Regions from separate parts of the Homo sapiens genome. Here regions 1 and 2 are each linked to region 3. A link is a loop called in an ENCODE intact Hi-C map of the cell type or tissue named here. Cell type or tissue: PC-9. All regions are shown on one strand.

Region 1 (5,000 bases), 460 kb before region 3:
AGCACCTTGGGAGGCCCAGGCAGGCAGATTGCTTGAGCCCAGGAGTTCGAGACCAGCCTGATCAACATGGTGAAACCCATCTCTATAAAAAAATACAAAAATTAGCCGGGCATAGTGGCACACACCTGTAATCTCAGCTACTTAGGAGGCTGAGGTGGGAGGATCGTTTGAGCCTGGGAGGTTGAGTCTCCAGTAAACTGTGATCATGCCACTGTACTCCAGCCTGGGCCACAGCGAGACCCTGTCTCAAAAAAAAAAAAAAAAGAAAAAAGTATGATAATCATCTAACTTTTAAATCCTTTCCTCAGGTAAATATCTAGGACTTCAATATGTATGAATGCTTTGTTAAGGTTTGTTCTTCACATGGGAAAGTTTTATAAAAGTTTCAATCAAGTGGAATGGAAAAGAACATCATTTTCATATATACGGGTATTCTTAAAATAGAAAAGTTCTCGTATTTGTTTTTCTGAAGATGTGGAATTTCTGGTATTTATGTGACCTACGCTCTCCCTCTAGTGGTAGTCAATGAAATACCATGTGATTTCAGAAATAGCCAAGCTCCTCTATATAACCTTAGTGCTGAAAAGGATTCTTAAGACTTTTTTTCTTTCTTTCTTTTTTTGAGACAGGGTCTCACTCTGTCGCCCAGGCTGGAGTGCAGTGGCGTAATCTCAGCTCACTGCAACCTCCGCCTCCTGGGTTAAAGTAATTCTCCTGCCTCAGCCTCCCGAGTAGCTGGGACTACAGGCGCCCGCCACCATGCCCAGCTAATTTTTTTTTTTTTTTTGTATTTTTTAGTAGAGATGGGGTTTTGCCATGTTGGCCAGGCTGGTCTTGAACTCCTCACCTCAGGTGATCCGCCCACCTGGGCCTCCTAAAGTGCTGGCATTACAGGTGTGAGCCACCATGCCCGGCCAAGACTTTTTTTTTTTTTTTTTTTTTTAACAGATGAGGAAGCTGGGGCCCAAGTAGAGGTGACTTGCCTGTAGACATTCAACTGGTTAGTAGCAGAACTGGGGTGAGACTATGACAAGTCCCATGTTCTTTCTACCACACCTTGCTATCTCTTGTTCCTATAAATGACATTGTTTCAAGAATTCATTTACCATCCACTTGTTGAGCTCTTGTTATATATTTAGTATTTTCCTAGCTCTTTGAGGCTTACAGAGAAGAATAATTTAGGGTTATTGTCCATAGGGGAACTTACAGTCTAACTGAAGAGACAGGACATACATAAGTTAAATGACAGTCTGTCAATAATACAATTAATAGTTCAAAGCAATATATGATTAAATGTCCAGTATGTGATACAGGGCACAAGTGCTGAGGGTTCGGTGAACTGAGGAACTACTGTAGACTAGAGGGCTCCTGTCTTTTTTTTTTTGGAGACAGAGTCTCACTCTGTTGCCCAGGCTGGAGTGCAATGGTATGAACTCAGCTCACTGCAACCTCTGCCTCCCGGGTTCAAGCTATTCTCCTGCCTCAGCCTCCCAAGTAGCTGGGATTACAGGCATGCACCAATATGCCTGGCTAATTTTTGTATTTTTAGTAGAGACAGGGTTTCACCATGTTGGCCAGGCTGGTCTCGAACTCCTGAGTTCAAGTAATCCGCCTACCTCAGCCTCCCAAAGTGCTGGGATTACAGGTGTGAGCTGCCGCGCCCGGCCTACTTTCTTATTTTATTCATTTATTCAGTAAGTCACCAAATATTTATTGACCATGTAGTATGGGCCAGACATTGTTCTGGATGCTATGAATCAAATGGGGAACAGTTTAGACAGCATACCTTTTCTAGTTGTGGTAGAGAGATTATAAGTGAGTGCCATGAAGAAAAGAGCAGGTTAATGAGATCCAACATGACCAGGAGTGTATTCTACATAGAGTTGTCAGGGAAGGCCTATTGGGGGAAATAGCATTTCAAGCTGAAAGGATGAGAGGAAGACAACCTTAGGGGGTAAAGTCGTGTAAAAGGATAACAGAATATCACAGTAGGTGTAAACACCTTACATCAGCATGTTTGAAGGACAGAAAAATAAAAGACCGTGTAGCTATAGTACAGTGTGCATTGTGAGGGGAGGATGGCAAGTGACAGGTTTGGCGGGACAGGCCGGGTATGTCGTAGGCATGGAAGCTTATGATAGCTCTTTGTTCGTGGTAGTTTGTTTTGTTTTGTTTTGTTTTTTAACAACAGAAAGATGGCAATGTCTAATTTGCATTTCAGAAAGAACACTCTGGCTGTCATGTTGAGAATAAATTACAGAGGACTGCTACTGGTAGCAGGGAATGCCCATCTCTCTTTTCTACCTGGCACTATTCTATTTATCATTTACCCTTTCTCATCTCTGAGGCCTTACCAGACATTCCCTACCCACTTGCACACTCAGTTGCTTCTTTGTGCATTTTGTATATTCCATGATCATGCTATTTACTGTTGATATTGCAATTATTTAGTTCCATGTGTTTATCCCCTGTACACTGTGAACTACTTGATGGTAGAAACCATGGCCTTTATTTGTTTGGGTTTACTTTTGTTTTTGGTGTGCTTGGCTATTGGAAGTTCATTTGTTTGCCCTTTGTCGAATGAGAAAATGAATGGTTTCACTGAAGTGGGGATTTGTACTTGCCTTGAAAGAGTAGCCAGGATTTGGCTAAAAACGATGAACAGACACAAAGGCAGGAAAGTATATGATATATTCAAGAACAGTGAAGAAACCAGAGATACCAGTTTGGCCTTGTAGAGAACAGTGATGATTGTTTAGGCTGAAAATGTCAGTTAGGTCTGAAATAACTTGGTCTTGATACTCTACGCCAGGATTTCTCAATCTTCGCACTATTGACATTTTGAGGTAGAGTTATTCTTTGTCCGTGAGGGTCTGTGTGTGCGTCGTAGGATATTTAGCAGCATTGCTGGCCTCTGACCACTAGATGTCAGTATCACTCCCTGGTTGTGACCACCAAAACTGTTTCCAGACATTGCCAAATCTGTCGGGAACAAAATGGCCCCTGGTTGAGAACCACTGCCATAGGCTATGGGGAGACATCGAAAAAATCTTGGCAGGAGGTGGTCTAATGTAACGAGTATTTGAGGAAGATTAATTTAGAAATGAGAGTTGGATGTATGGAGAGTAAAGAGAAATTGTACAGAGACCTGCTAAAAAGAAAATGATTTATACTATTTTGGTTATTGATTAGAGGGTCTTGAAGACAGATAGTGGCAAAAGTCAGGGAATCTGGGAAAGAGAATTTATGAGTTTTTTAAGTACAGAGACTTGATTTATCCACCTCTCTATTTCCCCTAGCACTACACATTGAATTGATATAGAAAGATGCTCAGCGAGGTTTGTTTCCTTTTTTTTTTTTTTTTTTTTTTTTTTTTGGTTAGCTGGTTGAGTGAGTGAATGATGTGGAGAGAAGGGAAGAAAGAAGAAAGAAATTGAACAACTTTCACTGTTTGTATTATTTCTCTGTATATATGATCACGTTTCTTCTTTTTGATGTTTGTAACGCACTTATCATTGGAGACACAGTGTTAGCACTTTGAAGGAAATGTATTGTGAGATTCTTAGACTGCAAAAGTGCTTCCGTTTTGTAGTGGTGATGGTGTAGAGCCAATTACATATAGAACCACTCTTTATTGCATTCCACTTAACTTGTCACCAGATTAACTGATGCCCACATTCCCCTGCAGAACATACAGAATGCCTGGGGGTTAGTAGATGCATCTCCAGTATCATCTCCAAACATCTGTTCCTCCCCACTGCCCCAGGCAATTGAGTGTTGGTTTACCAGGAGTCAGTTGTCAATTTTCTAAAAACTGTTTATCCAAATTATACTTATTAGCTTTAGTAAAGTGTTTAATGTTAAATAACAAAATCTGAGTGCCAAATAGAGGTGTGGATTAAGTAATTAACAAAAAAGCCCCCTATCCAATGGAAAGCTCACTTTTAATTGAGCTTATATGCTAGTCAATGTATTTCTCACTACTTAATTTTTTTGCTGTTTCACATTTGCAAATTTTATCATATTTCTGTTTGTTTTCATAACTAATAATGACTTAATTTTAGTGTTTGCATGCCATGGAGATCCAAGTCATGATACAGTTTCTACCTGTAATTCTTATGCAACTCTTCCGAGTTCTCACAAATATGACCCATGAAGATGACGTTCCTATCAACTGCACCATGTGAGTTTTGGTGTTATAATACAAAGATGCTATTTATTTGAGATCTTTCTTATTTTTTAATGGAGGTATTCATTACTATAAACTTCCCTCTTAGAACTGCTGTTGCATTCCATAGGTTTTGGTATGTTGTGTTTTCATTGTCATTTGTCTCAAGATATTTTAAATTTTCCCTTTTCTTTTTTGACTCAGGAACATGTTTAATTTCCACCTATTTTGAATTTTCCACGGTTTCTCCTGTGATTGATTTCTAGTTTCATTCCATTGTGGTTGGAAACAACACTTGATATGATTTCAGTCTTCTTATAATTCTTAGGGCTTGTTGTGTGGCCTAACATATATGGTCTATTCTGGAGACTATTCTATGTGCTCATGAAAAGAATGGATATTCTGTTGCTGTTGGATGGAATGTTCTGTATATGTCTGTTAGGTCTATTTGGTCTAAGTGTAGTTCAAGTCCAATGTTTCCTTATTACTTTTCTGTCTGGTTGATCTGTCCATTGTTGAAAGTGGGGTATTGAAGTCCTCTATTTTTCTATTGCAATATATTTCTCCTTTCATGTTCGTTAATATTTGCTTTATGTATTTAAGAAGATAAATATATAAGTTCCAATTGAACTTTTTCCAATTATGTAAATGTTCTGCACTTGTGTTGTTCAATATAGCAGCCACCAGCCACATGTGGCTATTGAGACTTCAACTGGGGCTGGTTCAGCTGAGGAACAGAATTTTTTTTTTTTTTTTTTTTTTTGAGACAGAGTTTCGCTCTTGTTGCCCCTGCTGGAGTGCAATGTCTCACTTCGCCTCCCGGGTTCAAGCG
Region 2 (5,000 bases), 610 kb before region 3:
AACCCTGTCTCCCAGCAGTAAGAGTAATCCACAGAAACATGAACTAAAAATGGCCCCATACATTTTAGAGCTGTGTTTCCAATAAAAATGTACTTCTCATGCTTAATAATTATTGATTAAAATTGTTGTGGCCAGGTGCAGTGGCTCATGCCTGTAATCCCAGCACTTTGGGAGGCCGAGGCAGGCGGATCACTTGAGGTCAGCAGTTCGAGACCAGTCTGGCCAACATGGCGAAACCCTGTCTCTACTAAGAATACAAAAATTAGTCAAGCGTGGTGATATGTGCCTGTAATCCCAGCTCCTCGGGAGGCTAAAGCAGGAGAATCGCTTGAATCTGCGAGGCAGAGGTTGCGGTGAACTGAGATCCCACCCCTGCACTCCAGCCTGGGCAACAGAGCGAGACTCCGTCTCCAAAAAAAAAAAAAAAGAAAAGTTACGTTTATGTTGATTGTCTAGTAATATAAATTGTAAATAAATAATTTGTGAAGCTATTTTAATTCAGAAGAAAAGTGTTAACATTTTAGAGCATTGTGTTGACAGAAAATTAAAAATTATTTCAAGTTTAATGTGTATCTGATTATTTGCTGCAAGGAAGTACGACAGGATGACCTATATAAATACTTTCAGAATACAAAAGATATCATTAGGATAAAAATATGTGGAGGAAGAGGAATGGATTTATAAGTTCAAACAGAAAAGGGAATGATGTATAGCCTTCAACTGTTAAGGAGCTTGTCTTTATGTTTTTTAGAGGAATGATGTTGTCAAATTGATATGGTATGAGCCCTATGGTATGATAAACGTATCTTAATAAAGTTGTTATTTTTAAAAAGAAAACTGCTAGGGCAGTAAGATTCCAAAAGTAATGTAAGATTTCTTCTAAAATATTTACAAAATGCCAAAATTGCATTCTCTCCAGTATTTTAACTTATGATGTAAAAGTTTAAATGTCAATTTTAAAACATGTCAGGAATTATGTATAACAAATGTTGAAGACCACTGGGGTAGAACATGAAGGATGAGGAAGACTGGCATAAGGTAAGCTGGGTCTGGGTCCTTTTGAGCTTTCACGCATTGTTCTCTCTCTCTCTTTTTATTTTTTTTGAGAAGGAGTCTCGTTCTGTCACCTAGGCTGAAGTGCAGTGGCACAATCTCGGCTCACTGCAACCTCCGCCTCCCGGGTTCAAGCGATTCTCCTGCCTCAGCTTCCCGAGTAGCTGGGATTACAGACTCCTGCCACCACACCCGGCTAATTTTTGTATTTTTAGTAGAGACAGGGTTTCACCACGTTGGCCAGGCTGGTCTCGAACTCCTGATCTCAGGTGATCTGCCCGCCTCGGCCTCCCAAAGTGCAGGGATTATTACAGGCGTGAGCCACCGCGCTCAGCCTTCATGCATTGTTCTGAGAGCAATGGGCTGCTCTCAATGTGAAGAGTGGGGTGGGCAGAGGGTGTCAAGAACGGGTAAAACCAGAGGCTGAGCAAGCAGCTAGGAAAATGTGGCAGTAATCCAGGCAAGAAATGATAGTGGCTTGGACCAGAGTGGTAGCAGTAGGAGGACAATTCCTTCCCAGGATTAGTTTGAGGATAAAGTCTTGAGCATGAAAAGGATTGAGTGGGGCACAACTGGAAACTACTAGTGCTGTTATTAAATACAAACCTCATAAAGCAATACGACAGCTTATATTGCTAAACCAAATTGCAAATCAACAAGAAAAGATAGCCATCGGATATGCTAACAACAATGCAGTACATCATTTGGAAGGTCATCATTATTCATTAAAAAGGTACCAAAATCCTCCCAGCTCCATCAGCAGGTAAAAAGACATTTCAGGTCTTTTATTTAAACTGGTGTACACTACTTAGGATAGTTACTTCTGAATTTACACCTAGAGGGTCTGTGTATTGTAGACCTTAAGCTGGGGCTCCCCAGCTGCTGGGCCATGGACTGGTAATGTCCGTGGCCCATTAGGAACCGGACTGCACAGCAGGAGGTGAGCAGCAGGCTGGTGAGCATTTTACCGCCTGAGTGCCACCTCCTGTCAGATCAACAGTGGCATTAGGTTCTCATAGGGGCATGAACCCTATTGTGAACTGCGCATTATGAGAGGGACCTAGGTTGCAAGCTCCTTGTGAGAATCTAATGCTTGATGATCTGAGGTGGAACAGTTTCATCCCAAAATCATTTCCCACCCCACCCCACCCTACCATCCGTGGAAAAATTGTCTTCCATGAAACTGGTGCCTGGTGCCAAAAAGGTTGGGGACCACTGCATTAAGCAATTATCTCTTATAACCTTGTCCCACGTTCAGAACTGCATAAAAATTCATTTGAAGTCACAGAACCATCACTTGGATCGAGTCCATCCCCCTCAACTTCCATTTCTTTGGATGACAGTTTTTTGTTGATCACTTTTTCTTTCAACAATTTTGAAAATAATTGGGAATGGAGTGATGTGTATGGTATTTTGAAATAACTACTAAATGTCCATCCCCATTCCTGAAAGTGAAGTTCTGAAATATATATATATATAATATATATGTAAATATGTTTATATATAAAATATATATAAGGTGACAAAATATTACAAAAATTAAGTCAATTATGAATTAAAATGGGCTTTTTAATAGAAAAGTTTTTAAAAATTTCTTTAAAATGATGCTGCACATCAGGGAGTAGAGTGTGTTCTGGCTCTTCCATTAGCTTTATGACTTTGGGCAAATAGCTTCCCTCTCCCTGTGCCTCAGTTTCCCCATCTGCAAAATAAGGGATTGGACACAAAGATATTTCAATCCCTCCAGCTCTAACTGTGGTGATCTCACCACCTAATTTACCTATAGCTGTTTCTTTTTCCCTCTAGGCTTGCCGTTTGTAGGCCATTGTATAATTTCATTTCACCTCCACTAGAGGGTGGCCAGGGAAAGGAGATGAGGCTCAAACCAGCTATTTGTATTCTTTGCCGGCAAAAAACCAAAAAATAATGTTGGCAGAAGAAATCGATATTACATGGACAAGAATGAAACTGGGATTTCAGTTGGTTTCGTTTGTCTTAGCTGTTATGCTCCTATGTTATACAAAGGAATCATGAGAGAGGTGTTTTACATAATTTTCTTTTAAATTAATATAAGGAAATCAAGCACAGTTGACCATCCGTATCCTTGGATTCTGCATCCATGGATTAAACCAACCTCAGATCAAAAATATTCTAAAATAAAATGAAATAAAAAATGACAATACAACAATAAAAAGTAATACAAATGTTTAACAATAGAGTATATCTACACAGCATTTACATTGTATTAGGTATTATAAGTAAGCTAGTGATGATTTAAAGTATACAGGAAGGCTGGAAACGGTGGCTCACGCCTGTAATCCCAGCACTTTGGGAGGCCGAGGTGGGCAGATCACTTGAAGCCAGGACTTCGAGACCAGCCTGGCCAACTTGTTGAAACACTGTCTCTACTAAAAATACAAAAATTAGTCGGGCTCGGTGGTACGCGCCTGTGATCCCAGCTACTCAGAAGGCTGAGGGAGGAGAATCACTTGAACCCGGAAGGTGGAGGTTGCAGTGAGCTGAGATCATTCCACTGCACTCCAGCTTGGGTGATAGAATGAGACTGTGTATATACACACATACATATATACAGGAAGATGTACGTAGGTTATACAAATACTACACCATTTTATATACGAGACATGAGCATCCATGAATTTTGGTGCCCATGAGGGTCCTGGAAACAATCCCCTTTGGATACCGAGGGACAACTGTATATACTTGCCTCCTCCAGACTGTATGTCCCCAGCTAATAAATACAATCTCTACTAAATCAATCTTCAAGCACACCCCCTTCCCATTCTTTGTACTGGAATTTCCAGTCAAGAATTGTGATCAGGAACCTTCCCTGATTCCAATTTGCTTGCCACAGAAAATTCTAGCTCTCTGGCCAACTTTCTGACCAATTTTGTTTCCCATTACTTCCCAGAAAATATCCTCTACCGGAAAGACACAGCTTTTCATTAAGATCCCACAAACGTAGCCTTGGTGTTTTCAGGGCTGACCTACTGTGTTGCGATAACGCTGCAAGCTGGAGTCAAAAGATTTTAGTGTACCAGAGCTTGTTAGAGAATGGCTGATTCCAGGGCTGGGCAAGGTAAGCACAAGGTGAGCCTGGAGCATATTTTTATGCCAGAAATTAAGGAAGTGCTCAAAATAAATGATGGTGGTATGTCACAAGGACAGGTACCACCTTGAAGGGACCATGGGCCAAATCTGGGAAAATTGAGATTCAAAATAATTAAATACAGTAATGAATTAGGACATGTTAAAAAATTAGTAAAGATATAAGTTCATACCAATAATAGATAAATAAATCGCTAAATAAAATGAAGAAGGGAGAGAACTTTACAGTAGAATTCAATTGTGAATGTGGAAGAAGTACTAGAGGTGGAAAATCAGTATTTTGCAACCATCATAGTAAATATTGGTTCAGACAAGAGTCATCAATGGATTTAGATGAGGAGTAGGCTATTTGCATGGTCTTAAAGTATTACCCCACTGGCCAGGCGTGGTGGCTCACGCCTGTAATCCCAGCACTTTGGGAGGCCGAGGCAGGTGGATCAACTGAGGTCAGGAGTTCAAGGCCAGCCTGGTCAACATGGTGAAACCCTGTCTCTACTAAAAAATACAAAAATTAGCCAGGCGTGGTGGCAGGTGCCTGTAGTCCCAGCTACTCAGGAGGCTGAGGCAGGAGAATCACTTGAACCGGGTAGGCGGGGGTTGCAGTGAGCCGAGATCACGCCATTGCACTCCAGCCTGGGCAACACGAGCGAAACTCTGTCTCAAAAAAAAAAAAAAAGTATTACCTCACTGACTGCTTGTTAATTACATAGCAAAAAGAATAACTATACAGTAAAGAAATTGGACATCACCTTGACCAAGTGATCAAAACTAATATCACCAGTGGGACAGATGGATAACATGTGCCTCTGGTTTGACACCCT
Region 3 (5,000 bases):
TTTCTGTGGTTTGGACAGTGTTCACATTTTGTCTGGTTTCAGCCATTACAGAGTTATCTTGCTTCTGCCTTGATCCATCATAGTCACAGAGTTGCCTTGTCTGATATTGGCATTCTGTGGATTTATGTTCAACAGAACAACAAGACCTAGTTTGGTGTTGCTGCTAGTGCTAGGCCAGCTCCTAGCAACAGCAAGGCCTAGCTGATGGTACTAGTCCAACTCCTGGATGGTAGGAGATGCTTTTCTCTTTCTCATATGAGTATTTTACCAGAAGGGCATGTGCAGGGAGCTACCTTAAGTGCATTTCAAATAGGCTCCTGAATACCTCCATCCATCCCACAGGTGTTCTACCTCCAAAGCCCTGTTCTCTGACCCCACTGCATTGCTCTGTTTCCATCTATCCAACCCCTGCTCTATTTCTGGGCCAAGTCCTACCTCTTCTACGAAGACATCTCTGACCACTCCACACCAAAATACTTTCTCACTACTCTGATCTCGGTGCCTTTACTGTTTGATCTGTTTCTTTGACATTTTCTGGTTATATCAAGACTCTCCGGCTCACTACCATATCCTAAGGCCTAACACTACATATGGTCTAGTGAAGCGGTAGCATGTACTGCTATTTAACCTTTAATGCATAGGTTTTGTCCCCCCAGCTGAACTCCAAGCTACTCGAGGGCAGGAATTATATGCTGAGGACCCATATGTTGCTTATGTGCCAGGCTTTGTTCTAAGATTTTACATATATTAGTTCATTTAACACTCACAACAAGCCTATGTGATAAGTGCTCTTATTATCTACATTTTTCGTATTTTAAAAAACCCACTGAAGTTCAGGGAGGCTAAATAACTACCCAAGATCACGCAGGTACTAAGTGGCAGAGCTTGGGTTAAAATCCAGGCAGTTCAGCCCCCGAGTTTGACAAATTCTTTGTTTTATATTCACAGCAGGGACATCTGGAATTAAAACGTACCATCCTCTGGAGAAAGTCATCCTTATTCATTTTTTCCCTGGACCTGAGGTGCCTCTCAAGGAGTTGGAGAAATCAGAATCTCCCTAATAGAGATGAGCTCAAGGGTAAAAAAAAAAAAATGTGATGGATAAGATCTAAGCTTACTACACAGATAAATGACTGCATATTACCCGCATACCAAAGCACTTTTTCCTTTACAAAACCCTTGCCTGCAAATTCCTTCAAAGAGAAAGCACCCTAATGCATTTCAAATAAGCTCTCTGTATGCAACATTTCCCTTTTCAGCCCTCCCGCATCTCTCCCCACCCGCTCCAACTGTCAGTGGAGTGGCTTGAGTGGGAACTGCTATAGGTTTTTAGAACTTATGGTAGTGAATGTGTGTCCTTTTAACTTCCAGAAGACTCTGGAGGTCAGTGGGCTGGTGAGGCAACCTGTTGCCAAACAGTGCCAAATGGTCATTTGAAGCTAAACCAGCCCAGAGGATGAGCTGTGGGCTGTACTGCAAAGGGAGTTGTTTGGTTGTTGGCATGGGGCTTCCTGAACTAGACCTGTCAAAGAGCCCATGGAGCTATCTTGAAATGTTCTTTAGTTACAGTCCTTTACAGTAGCTCCTTCAATTGCCCCATCGATAGCCCTGCCATGAGAAACAAGAACCCCTTCTGCAAGCCATTTGGAATATAGAGGAAGGGGAAATCATTATCTATCTATCTATCTATCTATCTATCTATCTATCTATCTATCTATCTGGCCAAGAGTGGCCTGATTTTTGTTCTCATTTCTTTGAACTGAGGTCCACTCCGTTATAACCTTGCTTTGTTCTTTCCCAGTCCTAGACTGCCATAGATAGTGGGCTTGCAGCTTTGTATGGAGGCATTCATTGGGCACCAGTGCACTGACAGTCTCTGAAGAATTATTAGGTCAGCTGGTTCCAAAGCATTTCAGGCTGATTAAGGCCCTGGAAGAATCTTTTTCCTAGCCCCTTCTGTTACCTCTTCCGTGCCTTCCCCTCCAGTTCACTCAGAGGCTGGTTCATGACCAGTTGCAAAAAGCAGGGTAGTAGCGCATACGAATCTTCTCTCTAAATCCTCTTCAGATGTATTTCACTTATAATACGTGTTCTTGAAAATATGCATTAATAAAATTGTGTTTGCTTGAATAGAGAAGCTACCATCACTGTGTGGATTAGAATGGCATTGGTGTAAAAATCTATGAAGATAATACATGCCAAGTTAGATCAATGCAGTTTGGTAGGTGGTATCTCCTTAGATCCTCACAATGCCACCCTTATCCTCCGGTTACAAGTAAGGAAACTGAGGAAGAGTGATTCCCAGAAAAAGAAGAGGAAGACAAGATAAAGAGGTAAAAGATAAGAGAAGAAAAGTACGGGAAGTTTTGGGCAGAAGGTAAGAGGATATTGGTAGAGCTTTGTGGGGGTGGGTTAGGAGAGGTGAGGGGAAGCTTTTAGGTAAGGACAGATGTCCTTATTGTGAATCTGGAAGGGCACAGAAAAGAAACCAAAACTTAAACATTTCTGGAGGCACTGCCTGGGCCACCCTCCTGGAATGAGAAGATCTGAGGTCAGAGTAGCTAAAAAAAAAAAAAAAAAAAAATCCTTCTATAAATTATGCCTTCTCTTGGAGCGAAGTGCGACCTCTACTCTGAAACAGAGTCATACAGCACCACTCAGTGGCAGTCTCTCGGTAGTGCACCGAGAGTGTCTGCAGCAGCCACCCGGACCCAATGAATCAGAACCTTGAAAGACAGAGGAGAGGCGGTTATGTTATTTTATTTAATCCCCACGAGGTTTTGATGTGATGCCACATTTGAGAATTTCAGGCCAAACTTGTGCTTTCTCTATGATATGAAGACTTTTTAATTTAATCCCCATGAGATTCTGATGTGCTGCCACATTTGAGAATTTCTGGCCACACTTGTGGTTTCTCTATGACATGAAGGCTTTTTCTGATGCCAATCAGTGTGGCAGGAGGCACCTGGGCAAAGCAGAACCTAGACCCTCTCTTTGCTCTTTGCATTCTCTTCTCAGGAGTTTCCTTCTTTCTCATCAACTATCACTTCTCAGTGCATGATTATGTATTAGGTGCTGTGGTGATATAGCATGGCACAAGACAAACAAGATGTCTGTTCTCATGGAGCTTACAGGGAGAAAGACAGCAAATCTATACTTACAGATGGTGATAGGTTCTATGAAGGTAGTAGACAGATATGGCAGTGAGACAGAAAATAACTGAGGTCAGAGAAGGCCTCTTTGAGGAGTTGACATTGAAGCCAAGACTTGAAGGTTGAGAAGAAGCCAGCCATGGGAAGAGTAGAAGCAAGGTCTTGCACACCAAGGAGCACAGCTTGGCAAGAGGACTGCAGGCTAGATTTCGGCCCACCCTACACCTCAGCTGGATACCTTTGTGTAGAGAACAATCTGCACGATCTTACATGAGAGTAGGGGGTAAGGGGATTGTTCCAGCAGATGGAATTTCATGTGTAGGCAAGAACATGTATTCTAGAAATTATGAGAACAGTGCCAGGAAAAGACTAGATCACAAAGGGTCTTATGGGGTAAGATAAGGAGTTTGTATCTTATTTAATTCACAAGAAGCCAGTGAAGGTTTTTAAACAGGATGACTGAAAGATATGAATTATATTCTTTAAAAAACTCTCTAGTTGTGCAGAGAATCCACTGGAAGGGGAAAAACCAGTTAGGAGGCTATTGAGTAGTCAAATCAGAAATGCTAAAGGTTTGCATTAGAATGAGAGTATTAATAGTTGAAGAGATGAGAAGTGGACAGATTTGAGAGACGTTTAGGAGGTAAGCCGACAGATGGAATGGATGTAGAAAAGAATTAAAGAGGGCAACCAGGTTTCCGATGAAAGCATCTTGGTGGGTAGAAGTGCCATTTCCTAAGAGGAAAGAACAAGCAGAGAGGAGGAGCAAATCCAGAATGACATTTTAGCTACTTCAAGTTGGAGAGATCTGTGAGATACTCAAGTGGAGATGCCAAGTCAAATTTGTTATAAACTTGGAAGAGGGGTTTGAGACACAGATATCAATTTGGAAATTATAATCATTGGGTTATCTTCAAGGCCTTGAAACAAAGATTAGATCACTGAGGGAAGGGAGTATAGAAAGGCAAAGTCCCAGAACAGAGCCCAGAGAAACTCTAGTTTGGGGGAATGAGGTAAAGAGTGGCCAAAGAGGAGAAAACTCAGAAAACTGTAATGCCACAGAAATCCTGAAAGGGGCTGTTTAAGGAAGAGTAATGTGGGTAGCTGCTGCTGAAGGATCAAGAAAACTGAGAATAGAAAGAGACTGATGGCTTTGACCACATGGTGGTCATTGCAGACCATAGTCGGAGCAAGGGCACCAAACTGGAAAAATAAGAAGTGGTGGTCAGAGTGTGGAATTCTTAAGATTTTTTAATCTTGAGATTTTGGGAGTGATGTATATTTTCATTAAGAAAGGTCTAGGATCCTTGGCATGGTCCTGAGAGTAAGTGGATGAGGTAGGGTAGATGGCAAATTATTGGAAATGTAGAAGCTGAGAAACAGAAACGTTTGTGTGTTCAATGGCAAAATTGTCAAAGATTTAGGGTGGAGGGAAAGTGTAGTGAAACTGTGGTTGCCAAGCAGTCTTGAGCGTGCTCATGACCACAAATTTTTAGTGAATTTAGTCAACCAACTTTCAATATTTTTATCTGCTTCATTTAGTGGCAAGGAAAAAGTAATATAGTGCAATTCAACTAGAGTTTGGGGTTTTGCCTAGTAGATATGATAGACAGCTAAGAGGAGAAAGGGAATGGAGTGAGTGAGTAGGTATCAGTTTCCTATTGCTGCTGTAACAAATCACCACAAACTTTGTGGCTTAAAATACAGACTTAAAATATTAGAGTTGCAGAGGTCAGAAGTGTCATTGAGCTGAAATCAAGGTGTGGGCAGAGCTGTATTCCTTCTGGAGACTCTAGAGGAGAATCTGTTTCTTTGACTTTTCCAGCTTCTACAGCCTGCCCACTTTCA

Evidence for each region. Peaks named below come from ENCODE experiments on the same cell type or tissue, not always from the same donor. Only the 100,000 strongest peaks of a DNase experiment are listed, where the experiment ranks them.
Region 1: a loop joins it to region 3, with 10 times the contacts of the local background. A loop is called at or near these places in 3 of 110 quality-filtered maps.
Region 2: it touches region 3 in a loop (4-fold over the local background); 2 of 110 quality-filtered maps call a loop at or near these places.

The regions. Positions count from the first base shown.
Region 1 is chrX:118,601,174-118,606,173 of GRCh38, forward strand. It overlaps DOCK11 (dedicator of cytokinesis 11), which reads left to right. Exons shown (of 53, transcript NM_144658.4): 24 at 4,065-4,183. Among named protein-coding and RNA genes, the nearest start is that of DOCK11, 110 kb to the left of the region's middle. In PC-9, CTCF peaks have their summits at 520 (motif pointing left), 2,908 (motif pointing right) and 3,111; a DNase peak (open chromatin) is centred at 528.
Region 2 is chrX:118,456,790-118,461,789 of GRCh38, forward strand. No RefSeq gene overlaps it. Among named protein-coding and RNA genes, the nearest start is that of DOCK11, 37 kb to the right of the region's middle. In PC-9, CTCF peaks have their summits at 2,908 (motif pointing right) and 3,107; a DNase peak (open chromatin) is centred at 2,902.
Region 3 is chrX:119,064,572-119,069,571 of GRCh38, forward strand. No RefSeq gene overlaps it. Among named protein-coding and RNA genes, the nearest start is that of CT47C1, 5.9 kb to the right of the region's middle. In PC-9, CTCF peaks have their summits at 2,659 and 2,860; a DNase peak (open chromatin) is centred at 2,630; H3K27me3 peaks cover 507 bases.